Regions from separate parts of the Homo sapiens genome. Here region 2 is linked to region 1. Evidence: chromatin contacts called from ENCODE Hi-C or POLR2A ChIA-PET data. All regions are on one chromosome and are shown on one strand. The core of a region is the stretch at or near the end of the contact, and the rest is flanking DNA. Distances in the headings are between cores, read along the strand shown.

Region 1 (6,212 bases), core at 218-2,717:
CCTGCTCCTCCCCTTTCCTCCCCAATGCCCCCAAGAAGTAAAATGTTTAAGACAGTGTGGTGAGCCTGGCTGGAGGGGTCCTGAGTAGCGCGTAGAGACAGGAGGGGCAGGGGTGGGGGCTTATTCAGGGCCGGGCCTCTTAGGCAGGCAGAGAGGAGCCACACCTGGGTCCCCTGCAGGTCCCCAAATGCCACCAGATGCCCTGGGAGGCAAGGGGTGTGGGGTAAAGCCACATTTTATAATGTTGTAGACATTTTAGTGTTTGAAATGTATTAATTATTTAGTTGCATCGTTTTTTAAAATGAATTCTGAATAGCTGAAATAAAATGCTGGCATTAATACATCAGTTGCCAGATTTATTTTACAGAATACCAAATTCCAGTATTGTCATCGTGCTATCACGCAACAGTTGCTAGTACATACCAGCGCATGCTTGTGCTCATTTGTTTTTTTGATACTTTGCTATTTTTTTTTTACTTGAAAATACGTCTTGGAGATCTTTTTATATCGGAACATGTAAATATTGCCTGGTTTTATCTTTCAAGCCCTTCGTACGATTCATATAACCAGACCCTTTATTTTATAAAGTTTCTGGTTGTTTTGTTATAGTCATTTATTATTACAGTGTTGCAAGAAACACTGTTGCATATTATTACTTTACATTTTTTTCCAGAAATTCTAGCCCTGACCAGGGAATTAGTCAGTGTCAGGGACCAAGTGGGAGGCTGTTAGTAGTCGTGAGAGCCTGTCACCAGCAGGTGGAGGCAGGGGCCCAGCCAGTAGGTTTTCTGTGTGTGTGGAGGAAAACGTCTTGTTCAGAATCACATCATGGGCCTTGAACTACTCAGGAATGATCTACAAGAACTTACTGTGGCCAGTAAGAATATGACACCAGGTATTGAAAGCTATAAAAAAGGCATCCCCTGTTCGGGATTAGAAATTATAAGTATTTAAAAAACATCAGTTTTCCCCACGGTAATTTGTAAATGGATTGACTCACAATCCCAGTAGAGCAAGCTTTAAAATTTCCTCTGTCTGGCAGTTGTGTTTATTTTGAAACTGTTGGCAGATTTTCTTTGTTAAATGGAAGAAAAAACATTACTGTCACCAATGCTGGCTGTGGTGGGGAGGTCAGAATGTGGAGATGCCATCTCTTCTGTATTTTCTGGGTTTTCTGTGACTGTGTATTAGTTTTGAAATTTGGAATATGTTCATTTTAGAAGCAGGAAGAGGGAAGTGCTGGGGTCTGGGCGTGTCAGCAGTGACCGGCACTCTTTTTTTTTTTTTTAATCAAAAGGATTGACAGTAACTTTTTCAGGTGGAATCACTCTTCGGTCATTGGTAATAGGCCTGCAGGTGCCGTCCCCACCCGAGGCCAGGAGTTGTGCAGCTGTGTGTGCAGGCAGCGGGCTTCATCGTGGGGCCTTTGCTCCCCCTGCTGGCCCAGCCGCGCAGTTTTCTCGTAGCCAGGGAGGTCTTCTGGCCCGGCCTTTAGAATTCTGGCAGGAGCTGGTGGATGGTCACCCCTGCATCTGGTGAGGGTGGAATCACAGGGGAACCGTTGACCAGCTTACTACAGAGCTGTGTTCAGGCTCAGTAGTTCTTCCCCAAATGTGGAGGGAACACGGTGGCCTGGGAGTGCAGGCTGCCCACCGCCCTGGGCAGGCACAGTGAAGGCGCCTCTTCGGGGCTGGGGAGGCTGCCTTTGGGCTGGGTCGCCCTGTTCCCTGGTGCGTGTCAGCCTCACGGTCAGGTGTACCAAGCCGCACATGCCTGTGCCCCCTGCGGAGGGCCTTGTACAGTGCTGTCCCTGCCAGCGCACCACAACCTCTGACTCAGCCCCTATGCCAGGGCCACCCTCTCTCCACTGGCTGTGTGAGTGAGGCTTTGGAGTATTTCAGCTTCTTAAGATTGGCTTCTTAAATTACAGGTAGATTGAAACCATCTCGCGTCCGAATCCCAATCACCACTCATATTGTCAAGGTTGAAGGGAACCTTTAGTCATGCTTGTATTAATCTATCTCTCACCGAATTCTCCCGCCGGGTTGCCATGGGCACGCAGGGAAGTTTACCCACCGCCCCGGCGTTGCTCGCGTGGTCAGGGCTCGGCCAGGCCCTGGCAGGAGTGAGTGAACCTGATGTTGCAGTCAGTCCCTCCCGGCCTCTGGGCACAGTCACTTCCCAGGTCTCACCGCTGGTGGACTGACCGGGATCCTCGGGGGCCGGCCCACACCCTCACCAGTACCGCACGGGCCGCTGCCTGTGCCTGCCCCAGGGTCTCGGGCATGGGCCCCCAGGTGGGCTGCGTGGGGGTGTGGCCGCCTCTGACTCGCTGTGTCCTTGAAGGCATGAAGACCAAGCACGCGCTGCGCCACCACATGAAGCTGCACAAGGGCATCAAGGAGTACGAGTGCAAGGAGTGCCACCGCAGGTTCGCGCAGAAGGTCAACATGCTCAAGCACTGCAAGCGGCACACGGGTGAGTCCGAGGCCCGGGCCGCGCCAGCCACGGCGCTCACTGTGTAGGGAAGCCAGGTGGGCCGTGGGAGAAGAGAGAGCCGCCTTGAGACGATTCCTCTTTGTGATTCCCACTGAGTGCCGGGTTCCCCAAGAGAGCTTCCTGGGGCCGGGGTGAGCAGCTGCATATCTCAAAAGGTCCCCCTCCCACAGGGGCCTCGTCACCGGAGAGCATGCTGCACAGCTCACTTCCGGCATTGGGAGACTGGTCAGTCTTTAAATGTTCCTCCCGTTCAGCTGTTTCCCCCTCAGGAATGTGCACAAGAAATAGCGACCAGACAAGGGCCAGGGATGTGCATGCAAGGTTGCTTGTCATCTTTTGAGTTAGGGAAGGCGCTGGAAGGTCAGACGTGGCCTCGGTAGGGCACTGGCTAAGCCATGGTGAATCCAGAAAAGAGCAAGGTGTCCGCTCGGGTGATGTGTGTACTACGCTGATGTGCATAGAAAGGAGTCGGTGACGCGACAGGTCAAAGAGCAGCCTGTGCCATCTCTAACACAAGGCCAAGATCTTAGAAAACACTAGAGCAGCCTGCGCCATCTCTAACACAAGACATTCTTATAAAACACTACAGCAGCCTGCGCCATCTCTAACACAAGGCCAAGATCTTAGAAAACACTAGAGCACCCTGCGCAATCACTAACACGAGGCATTCTCATAAAACACTAGAGCACCCTGCGCAATCACTAACACAAGTCGTTCTCATAAAACACTAGAGCACCCTGCGCAATCACTAACACAAGGCCAAGATCTTATAAAACACTAGAGCACCCTGCGCAATCACTAACACAAGGCATTCTCATAAAACACTAGAGCACCGTGCGCAATCACTAACACACAGCCATTCTCATAAAACACTAGAGCACGCTGCGCAATCACTAACATGAGGCATTCTCATAAAACACTAGAGCACCCTGCGCAATCACTAACACAAGTCGTTCTCATAAAACACTAGAGCACCCTGCGCAATCACTAACACAAGGCATTCTCATAAAACACTAGAGCACCCTGCGCAATCACTAACACAAGGCATTCTCATAAAACACTAGAGCACCCTGCGCAATCAGTAACACGAGGCATTCTCATAAAACACTAGAGCACGCTGCGCAATCACTAACACAAGTCGTTCTCATAAAACACTAGAGCACCCTGCGCAATCACTAACACGAGGCATTCTCATAACACACTAGAGCACCCTGCGCAATCACTAACACAAGTCGTTCTCATAAAACACTAGAGCACCCTGTGCAATCACTAACACAAGGCATTCTCAAAACACTAGAGCACCCTGCGCAATCACTAACACGAGGCATTCTCATAACACACTAGAGCACCCTGCGCAATCACTAACACGAGGCATTCTCATAAAACACTAGAGCACCCTGCGCAATCAGTAACACGAGGCATTCTCATAAAACACTAGGGCACCCTGCGCAATCACTAACACGAGGCATTCTCATAAAACACTAGAGCACCCTGCGCAATCACTAACACGAGGCATTCTCATAAAACACTAGAGCACCCTGCGCAATCACTAACACGAGGCATTCTCATAACACACTAGAGCACCCTGCGCAATCACTAACACGAGGCATTCTCATAACACACTAGAGCACCCTGCGCAATCACTAACACGAGGCATTCTCATAAAACACTAGAGCACCCTGCGCAATCACTAACACAAGTCGTTCTCATAAAACACTAGAGCACCCTGCGCAATCACTAACACGAGGCCAAGATCTTATAAAACACTAGAGCACCCTGCACAATCACTAACACAAGGCATTCTCATAAAACACTAGAGCACCCTGCACAATCACTAACACAAGGCGTTCTCATAAAACTCTAGAGCAGCCTGCGCAATCACTAACACAAGGCCAAGATCTTAGAAAACACTAGAGCACCCTGCGCAATCACTAACACAAAGCATTGTTATAAAACACTAAAGCACCCTGCGCAATGCCAATACAAGGCCATTCTCATAAAACCCTTCTGTATGGGCGAGTGTTTTTGTGCTTGTGGAGAGAAAATTGAGACATCAGAATTGAGAGGTTGTCCCTGAGTGGTGGAGTTGTGTCTCAGCGTGAAGTTCCCTGGCGTGAGCCTGTTCAGTGCCCCCTGGGGGCCCCTCAACTGCACGTTGGGTCCTGCCTTTATCCAGCCCACGTCACCTGCCTACCTTCCTCCCCTGCTCCCCAGAGTGGCGCGGGTTGCCACACGGGTCTGCTTTGGGTTGGCCGGGCGTGCCAGCCTCCTCTGCCCCTGGACTGCAGAAGTGTACTGTCCATCTCTTTCCTGGGGAATCTCTGTCCAGTATATGCTTTACCATTTTTGGGATACTCTTGCTCCCCAAGACTGGGCCACATGCCCTCATCTGGGTTCTCAGAACACCCCACACTCTGCCTGCCGCCCACCAACTCGCTGGGCTGTGGTGGCCTCTGTCCCATGCTCCACAGTGAGCCCTCAGGACTGAGTTAAGTGCCTTTAAAAATTACTTGTCTTGTTCCCATTTTGAGGGGCAACCTTTGTTTAAAGGGCATTCATAGGGTCCACCTCCCCATCAGTTTTTGGGGTGAAACAGACCGTGGACTCTATTCTTGCTTGCCCCTGACCCCCCAGAGCCCCCCAGACGTGAGCTGATGTGAGCACTTGCACCAGGAGGAAGCTGGTCCCCCTTTGGCCTCCTCCCTGTCTCCCTCTCTGTGGACCACATACATAATTACGTGCCACACGTTTCCCTTCGCTCCGGGGAACACGGGTCCTGTGCCGCCTGGTGGGGCGCTGACAGCCGTCAGAGCAAGGTGTCTGGGCTGGTGAAACAAACACACTCCCCAGTTCTCCCCTGGCGATCATCCCCCACAGTGGCCGTTCCCTAGGGCAGTGGCTGTTCCCAAGGCGGTGGCCGTTCCTCAGGGCAGTGGCCCACAGCTTGTCTTATTTCTCTAAGCATTTTGGGGTCCTTTAGCTTCTGAGGAATGTCCTCTCAACTTTCCTCACGTGGCCGTCTGTTGGGGATGCTTGCTCTTGGATGTCCTGAATCATCTGAGAGGCTTTGTCTAAAGACCAGGCTTGGGTTTTCTTTCCCAGACTCTCTCAATCAGAGTCGCTAAGGGCCGGCCTTTTCGTCTTCACCCTCTCAAGTTCCACAGACTGTCCTGGGAGATTCAGCCTCCTCATACATAAAATAACAGATTTTAACAGGATTATCTGTACGCCTCCCCCCGGGCTCTAATTAAACCTGTTTCCACCACAAGGCCACCTACCGTGCACCTCCTGATCCTGGGAATGTCACGATGATGGCTATGCTGGTTCTTTTTCCCTAGTAATCAGGGAACTGGTTATTTTGTTCATGCACTTTGTGGAAATTTGTTGAGCCCGCACTCACTTACAATTTGTGTTTTTCTGTCTATGAGTTTGATGTCAATCAAAAGTGTCCTTAAAATAAGCAACAAAACAGTGACACTTCCTGGTCTTGTCCCTGGACCTGGGGAGGGACCCTCCCTACTCTGGGAGGCTCTGGGGGGTTAAGGCCCCTCCCTTGGAAGGTGGAGTCTTAGAATCCGTGGGCACGAGTGGCCGTGCGGGAGCAATTGCCACCTCTGGTGTTGGTCTATTAAAGCATCCGCTTCTGGCTCCCGTGAGGCCAATCCATGAGCCAGGACTGACTGAGTACTTATCAAATATTTTAAAAAGTCAAG
Region 2 (6,049 bases), core at 480-2,979, 120 kb before region 1:
TCAATACGAGTTCATTGATGAAAACTTGAAAGACACAGAAGAATATTTAATAAAAACACACAGTAGTTGCATGAACTGGTGATTAGCTCTGTTCATGTGTTGGTGTGCATTGCCAGTCTTTTGCTTCTGCATTTATTTTTTGCTACAATTTACACTATATTCCATTTATATTCTTTCCCCCATGTTACTAAAATTCCCCTAAAATTCTAATGAATGAACACATAAGAGTCAAGGCTGGCCAGCGCGGTGGCTCATACCTGTAATCCCAGCACTTTGGAAGGCCAGGGCAGGTGGATCACGAGGTCAGGAGTTCGAGACCAGCCTGGCCAACATGGTGAAACCCCGTCTCTACTAAAAATACAAAAATTAGCCGAGCATGGTGGTGCACGCCTGTAATCCCAGCTACTTGGGAGGCTGAGGCAGGAGAATTGCTTGAACCTGGGAGGTGGAGGTTGCAGTGAGCCAAGATGGTGCCACTGCACTTCAGCCTGAGCGACAAAGCCAGACTCTACTCGGGAAAAACAGAAAAAACAAACAAACAGACAAACAAACAAGCAAAAAAAAAAAACGAGGCAAGGCTGTGAAGCAGCAGCCGTGTTGTCCTGGTTAGGAGCATGGTTCCTTGCTCCGTTCTTTCTCTTCCTCTGTGTGGCTCGGCTTCTCACCTGTAAAGGTAGAGGATACTGTCCACCCCCTAGACGGGCTATGAGGATGGAGTGAGTTACCACAGGTACAGCACATGGAGCAATGCCAAGCCTGTGCGGGGCTCAATATTTTCTCCTACCTCTGTTGTTATTTTTGCTCATGTGTTTATTTCCTCACTGTTCCTAGAAGTAGAAGAGTAGAGGTACTTGAGAAAGAGTACGTGCATTTTGAAGGATGTTGATACATATTGTCAGAAAAGCAACCTTAGGAAGTGGACTAGCACATGTTTCAGGATCTTGATACATAGTGTCAGAAAAGCAGCCTTAGGAAGTGGACTGTTTTTTATTTTTTGAGACAGGGTTTCACTCTGTCGCCTAGGCTGGAGTGTACTGGCACAGACACTGCTCACTGCAGCCTCCACCTCCTGGGCTCAACAGTCCTCCTGCCTCAGCCTCCCCGGTAGCTGGGACTACGGACATGCAGCATCATGCCCGGCTAGTTTTTTTATTTTTTCTGTAGAAATGGGGTCTCACTTTGTAGCCCAGGTTGGTCTTGAACTCCTGGGCTCAAGTAATCCATCGTCTTCTGCCTCCCAAAGTGCTGAGATTATAGGTGTGAGCCACCTCACCTGGTGAAAGTGGATGATTAAATTGTATTTGTTTTGATATAATTACAGAAATAGTTCATGGTCATTAAAAAGTTAAAAATAAAAATGTCCAAACTTTTTTTTTTTTAACCATCTATCTCCTGCTGCCGCCTGCTGGGATGAGGCTGCTGTTAACAGTGTTCTCGGAAGCTTTTTCCTGCCGGAGGAAAAGCACACACACACGGACTCTTGTTTTGTTTTGCAACAATTTTCCACGTAGCTCTTGACTTTTATGTTTTTGTGGCCAAATGAGGAAAGGAGCCCTTGCCACTGCCTTGTCGTGGCTGTGGCTCACACTGTCCTTTGAGGTGGGGTGAGCCCACCAGTTGAGTAGACGGGTTCCCTCCCCTCCCCTCCCCTTTCACGGGGCTGTGAGTGCGGGAGGAGGAGCCTGGTCGCTCTTGCCAGCCTGGATCCTATGCATACCCACAAGGAGGAAGTCCTGTTGGGATCTGCCCGGGCTCCTGGGAAGGGTCAGTTGGGAGTAGAACACCCTCGGGTGCTTGGATTGTGTACATGGCCTTTTCCATTCTTGGATGAGCATCTTGGCCAAACATGACACATTTTTAGGGCACTGTTTTTGCAAAGGCATCCAGCCAGCTTAATCTCTTGTAAAATGTCCAGGGTGAGACACTGCTTAATGTTCGTGCGTTAAATAAAAATGATAAGACAGCAAGGCCTCTTTTTGTTAACACTGTTCGGTGAGTTCAGCCCTAGAACTGCCGTGTAGGGCAGCGGGTTCACAGTGGTGTTCCTCTTCTCTGGTATCTAAGCCACACACCCCCATGGTCTCCAAATTTACACCTAATTCCGTGTCTGCACCGCCTCGTGTTCCCTCAGCTGGGCATAATTCTTGAGAAGGAAAAAAAAAAACTGTAACAGAACTTGAGGACCTGTGACAAATAAGAGGTAGAAAAGAAACAGGAACTTCTCATTCCAGGGCATCGCCCCTCCCTTTCAAAGCTCACACTTTGGTGTCAGGTTGCCTCTTCCTATCTTTCTAACTCAGCCTTGACAAGGGACATGTGGTTGGCATTTGAGCCAAGACAGGGACAAGGCCGCCGGAACCCAGCCTGTCTGTTATGTAATGCCATCTCTGATCGGAAGGATAAGGCCGAGGACTGGCTGGCCTGAGCTCCCCACCTCCTCTCCGCCGACAAACCCCTGACTGGTGTTCCATCTGGAGTCTCCCTGTGGGTCCCTCTCCCAATGAAACTGGCTGCCGTGCCCACTGGATGCCTTTTTCTTGGACTTTCTCCTGCCACCCTGAAGGCCTCGGTGTGTCCAAGTCATCACCTTTGCAAATATCTGGTTCATCTGCAAAACCCTCTCTGCATAGTCTACACAGAGTGCGGTCTTCCAGAACTTGGAGCAGCTTGAGTCATCCCACAGGACCAACGATAGATAAGTGCAGAGTCCACACCCGGCCCAGCCGCGGCTGCGGCCAGGAGCAGTCTCAACTATGTTTACTCACAACACTTTGGACACCAAATGTGTGGGGGTTTTTCTCACACCGATTATCAGTTCTTCAACTCTGGTGCCAACTGGGTGTCCTACAGTTCAACTCCATTCTGACATTACTCAGACTTAACACAGATCCCAAAGGCCCAGGGCTAGGTCCCGCAAGACGGCCCCCACTTCAGACACCAGGCGTAAGCTCCGGGTTGCCCCCGTTCTTCTGACTATCTGTAGATGGCAGACTTCCCCAACCCACCCCACTGAGGTTCACATATTTTACTAGAGCGGCTCATAGCACAGAACTCAGGAAAACAGTTTACTAACTATTACTAGTTTATTGTGAAGGATATGACTCAGGATCGGCCACATCGAAGGGATGCTTAGGCGGGCGGAGGGGGAGGGCAGGGACTCCAGCAGCTTCATGCCCTGCCTGGACGAGCCACCCGCCCGGCACCTTGATGTATTCACCACCTTGGAAGCTCCCCAAACCCATCCTTTCAGGGTTTTTATGGAGGATTCATTCGCTAGGCATGATGGATTACATCATTGGCCATAGGTGATTGAATGCGACCTCTAGCCCCTCTGCCCTCCCTGGAGGTGGAGTGGTGGGATGCTGGAGGTGGGGTGGTGGGATGCTTGAGGTGGGGTGGTGGGATGCTGGAGGTGGGGAGGTGGGATGCTGGAGGTGGGGAGGTGGGATGCTGGAGGTGGGGTGGTGGGATGCTGGAGGTGGGGTGGTGGGATGCTGGAGGTGGGGTGGTGGGATGCTGGAGGTGGGGTGGTGGGATGCTGGAGGTGGGGTGGTGGGATGTTGGAGGTGGAGTGGTGGGATGTTGGAGGTGGGGTAGTGGGATGCTGGAGGTGGGGCTCAAAGTTTCTCAAGTGACCAGCCCCCATCCTGGTGCTATCTGGGGTCCCCCCCAACAGCCCTTTTGTCAGCATATAAAAGACACTTGGCCAGGCATGGTGGCTCACGCTTGTAATCCCAGCACTTTGGGAGGCTGAGGCAGGTGGATCACGAGGTCAGGGGATCAAGACCATCCTGGCCAACATGGTGAAACCCCGTCTCTACTAACATACAAAAAATTAGCTGGGCGTGGTGGCACGCGCCTGTAGTCCCAGCTGCTTGGGAGGCTGAGGCAGGGGAATTGCTTGAATCTGGGAAGCAGAGGTTGCAGTGAGCCGAGATTGCGCCACTGCACTCCAGCCTGGCGACAGAGCAAGACTCCGTCTCAAAAAAAAAAAAAAAGACACTCTTCTCAAAAGACGCTCTTATCTCTCGGGAGATTCCAAGGGTTTTCAGAGCTTTGTGCCAGGCATCAGGAACAAAGACCAAACACATATTTATCACAGGCAGCAGGCCCTGCAGGGCTGTGGCATTTTCCTAAGGGAATTCTCCTGGGTGCCTGCCTTGCAGGGTATCTGCTCAGACCGGGTGTGGAAGCACGCTCCTGCCCACGGCTGCTGTGAGCAGGCTCCAGTGAGGGCTGGCTTGGAGGCAGCAGAGCATGGCCTTTAAACTTTTCTCCGGGGCTCTCTCTGCATTCTCTTCTAGTCCCAACATGCACCGAGTGCATTTATTTCTCCTAGACTTCAATTACCTTCTTACACAAGAGTAACAAGTTTCTACCTATGTTGTCTTTCCTCATGTCTTGGGAGAGGTTTGCTCCAGAATGTTTGACCTAGAAGGAGGAAATTCCTATTTCCATATCTCAAGCCACCTGAGAGCCAGCCCTTCCCCCGCAGGTTCAGCCACAGCCCTTCCCTGGCACGTGGGGGTTCAGAAGCTTTTCATGACCCCTTCCCTGGGGGTCTGAGGTCCACACATCAGTAAAAAGATGAATGTGAATCAGGGCTTAGGAACTGTGCTGTGACAGGTCACTCACTGAAAAAGAGTTGCATTTCTTTTAGGAAATATTGTAACCGAATACCCTCATTTTCTTTCTTTCTTTCTTTTTTTTTTTGTTTTGTTTTGAGACAGAATCTCACTCTCTTGCCCAGGCTGGAGTGCAGTGGCGCAATCTTGGCTTACTGCAACCTCCGCCTGCCGGGTTCAAGTGACTCTCCTGCCTCAGCCTCCTGAGTAGCTGGGACTACAGGCACGTGTCACCACGCCCGGCTAATTTGTTGTATTTTTAGTAGAGATGGAGTTTCACCATGTTAGCCAGGATGGTCTCGATCTCCTGACCTCTTGATCCGCCCACCTCGGCTTCCCAAAGTGCTAGGATAACAGGTGTGAGCTACTGTGCCTGGCCCTGAATACCCCCATTTTCTAAGAAAAAGAGTATGAGTTATTGTTGGTTTATTATTATTTTTTTCTCTTTTCTTTCTCCACTTCCCCCTGCTCCCCACTTTTTACTTAGCCCTTCAGAAATGCAATTATAGCCTCTTACCTCCCTTTCACCAGAAACTGCCTACCGGGAAAGCTTACCTAACCATGTGCTCAGGTGCTCCAGAATGAAACCCTCACCCACCAGGAGGTTGCCTGGAGAGAGAACAGTCGATTTATAACCCAGAGTGTGCCCATGATGAAACTCTCTCCCACCGGAAGAGTTTCGGCTGTTACAATCTAGTCCTGTCCACTAAGGCACCACTGGTCACCAGCTTGGACACTCAATAGATAAGGCGCCAAAGCAAGTTAGGTGAACCCTCACCTGCTCGCTTCCTCCCTTTCATGACATTCATGCCAAGCCCCCTTTTGAAAGTGCCTGCTTTCTGCCCCAAAAGCAAAGGGGTACCCTTAAGGCAGAAGCCTGTTCTTCCCCTAAGCTAAGCTTTGGAATGCAAAGTCACTGTCTTTATACCAGACCTGCTCTTGTTCATCATACTCTGCTAGCAGCCACTGCCTGAATTCTGGTTACAGTATGGTAACTGTGGCTTTCAACGTAACTTTCATTTGGAAAACTTGCTGATGAGGGCAGGAGCTGAGCTGGACACTTGGTGATCTTTGGAGACTTGAGTGATGTCGCCTGGCATGGTGTGGAGCCAGGAGTCCTGGACATGCTTTAGTTGTCTGTTTTCAGTTTCATTTCTAAGTAAATGGAGGCTCCCAATGGTATAACCATCAGCTGGAACTGAAAGTTTTAAATAAAAGTTATAACCCACCTAGTCTGGGGAAAGGCCCATCTCAGAAGCCAGGGAGACCCTGATTGGATCTGGGCTCGTTTAGGGCACTTCCTTCTTTCTCTGAGCCACAGGGTCTGTGTCTGTTGTGTAGGGGCCCCTCCCGTGCAGGGCTGTGGGAAGCAGGGCAGGCCTGTGCCCGTGCAGTACCCCGCATGGCACACGTTGTGGCATGTG

The links. A loop is a pair of places that touch in the nucleus more often than their neighbours do. ChIA-PET counts read pairs that join two places held with the same protein, here RNA polymerase II (POLR2A). Pooled maps may share reads with other maps.
Region 2: a map of PC-3 shows a loop between it and region 1 (14-fold over the local background). The contact joins two enhancer-like sites. A Hi-C loop is called at or near these places in 8 of 168 maps with a recorded cell type or tissue (B cell, CD4-positive, alpha-beta T cell, IMR-90 and 5 more), 18 of 37 single-sample maps with no recorded cell type and 12 of 50 pooled maps. POLR2A ChIA-PET finds 5 or more read pairs at or near these places in 2 of 52 experiments (OCI-LY7 and activated CD8-positive, alpha-beta memory T cell).

The regions. Positions count from the first base shown.
Region 1 is chr21:41,811,971-41,818,182 of GRCh38, reverse strand. PRDM15 (PR/SET domain 15) reads left to right here. Exons shown (of 24, transcript NM_001040424.3): 19 at 2,347-2,478. Among named protein-coding and RNA genes, the nearest start is that of RIPK4, 48 kb to the right of the region's middle. RefSeq lists an enhancer at 1,278-1,327. Within about 2 kb of position 1,467, at least 7 of the 41 ENCODE cell types and tissues checked have a DNase peak (open chromatin) inside an H3K27ac peak, as active enhancers do; they include PC-3, where a contact is called at or near this core.
Region 2 is chr21:41,929,376-41,935,424 of GRCh38, reverse strand. The region is part of intron 2 of C2CD2 (C2 calcium dependent domain containing 2); the gene reads left to right. Among named protein-coding and RNA genes, the nearest start is that of SNORA91, 16 kb to the left of the region's middle. RefSeq lists an enhancer at 5,708-5,787. Within about 2 kb of position 1,729, at least 20 of the 41 ENCODE cell types and tissues checked have a DNase peak (open chromatin) inside an H3K27ac peak, as active enhancers do; they include PC-3, where a contact is called at or near this core.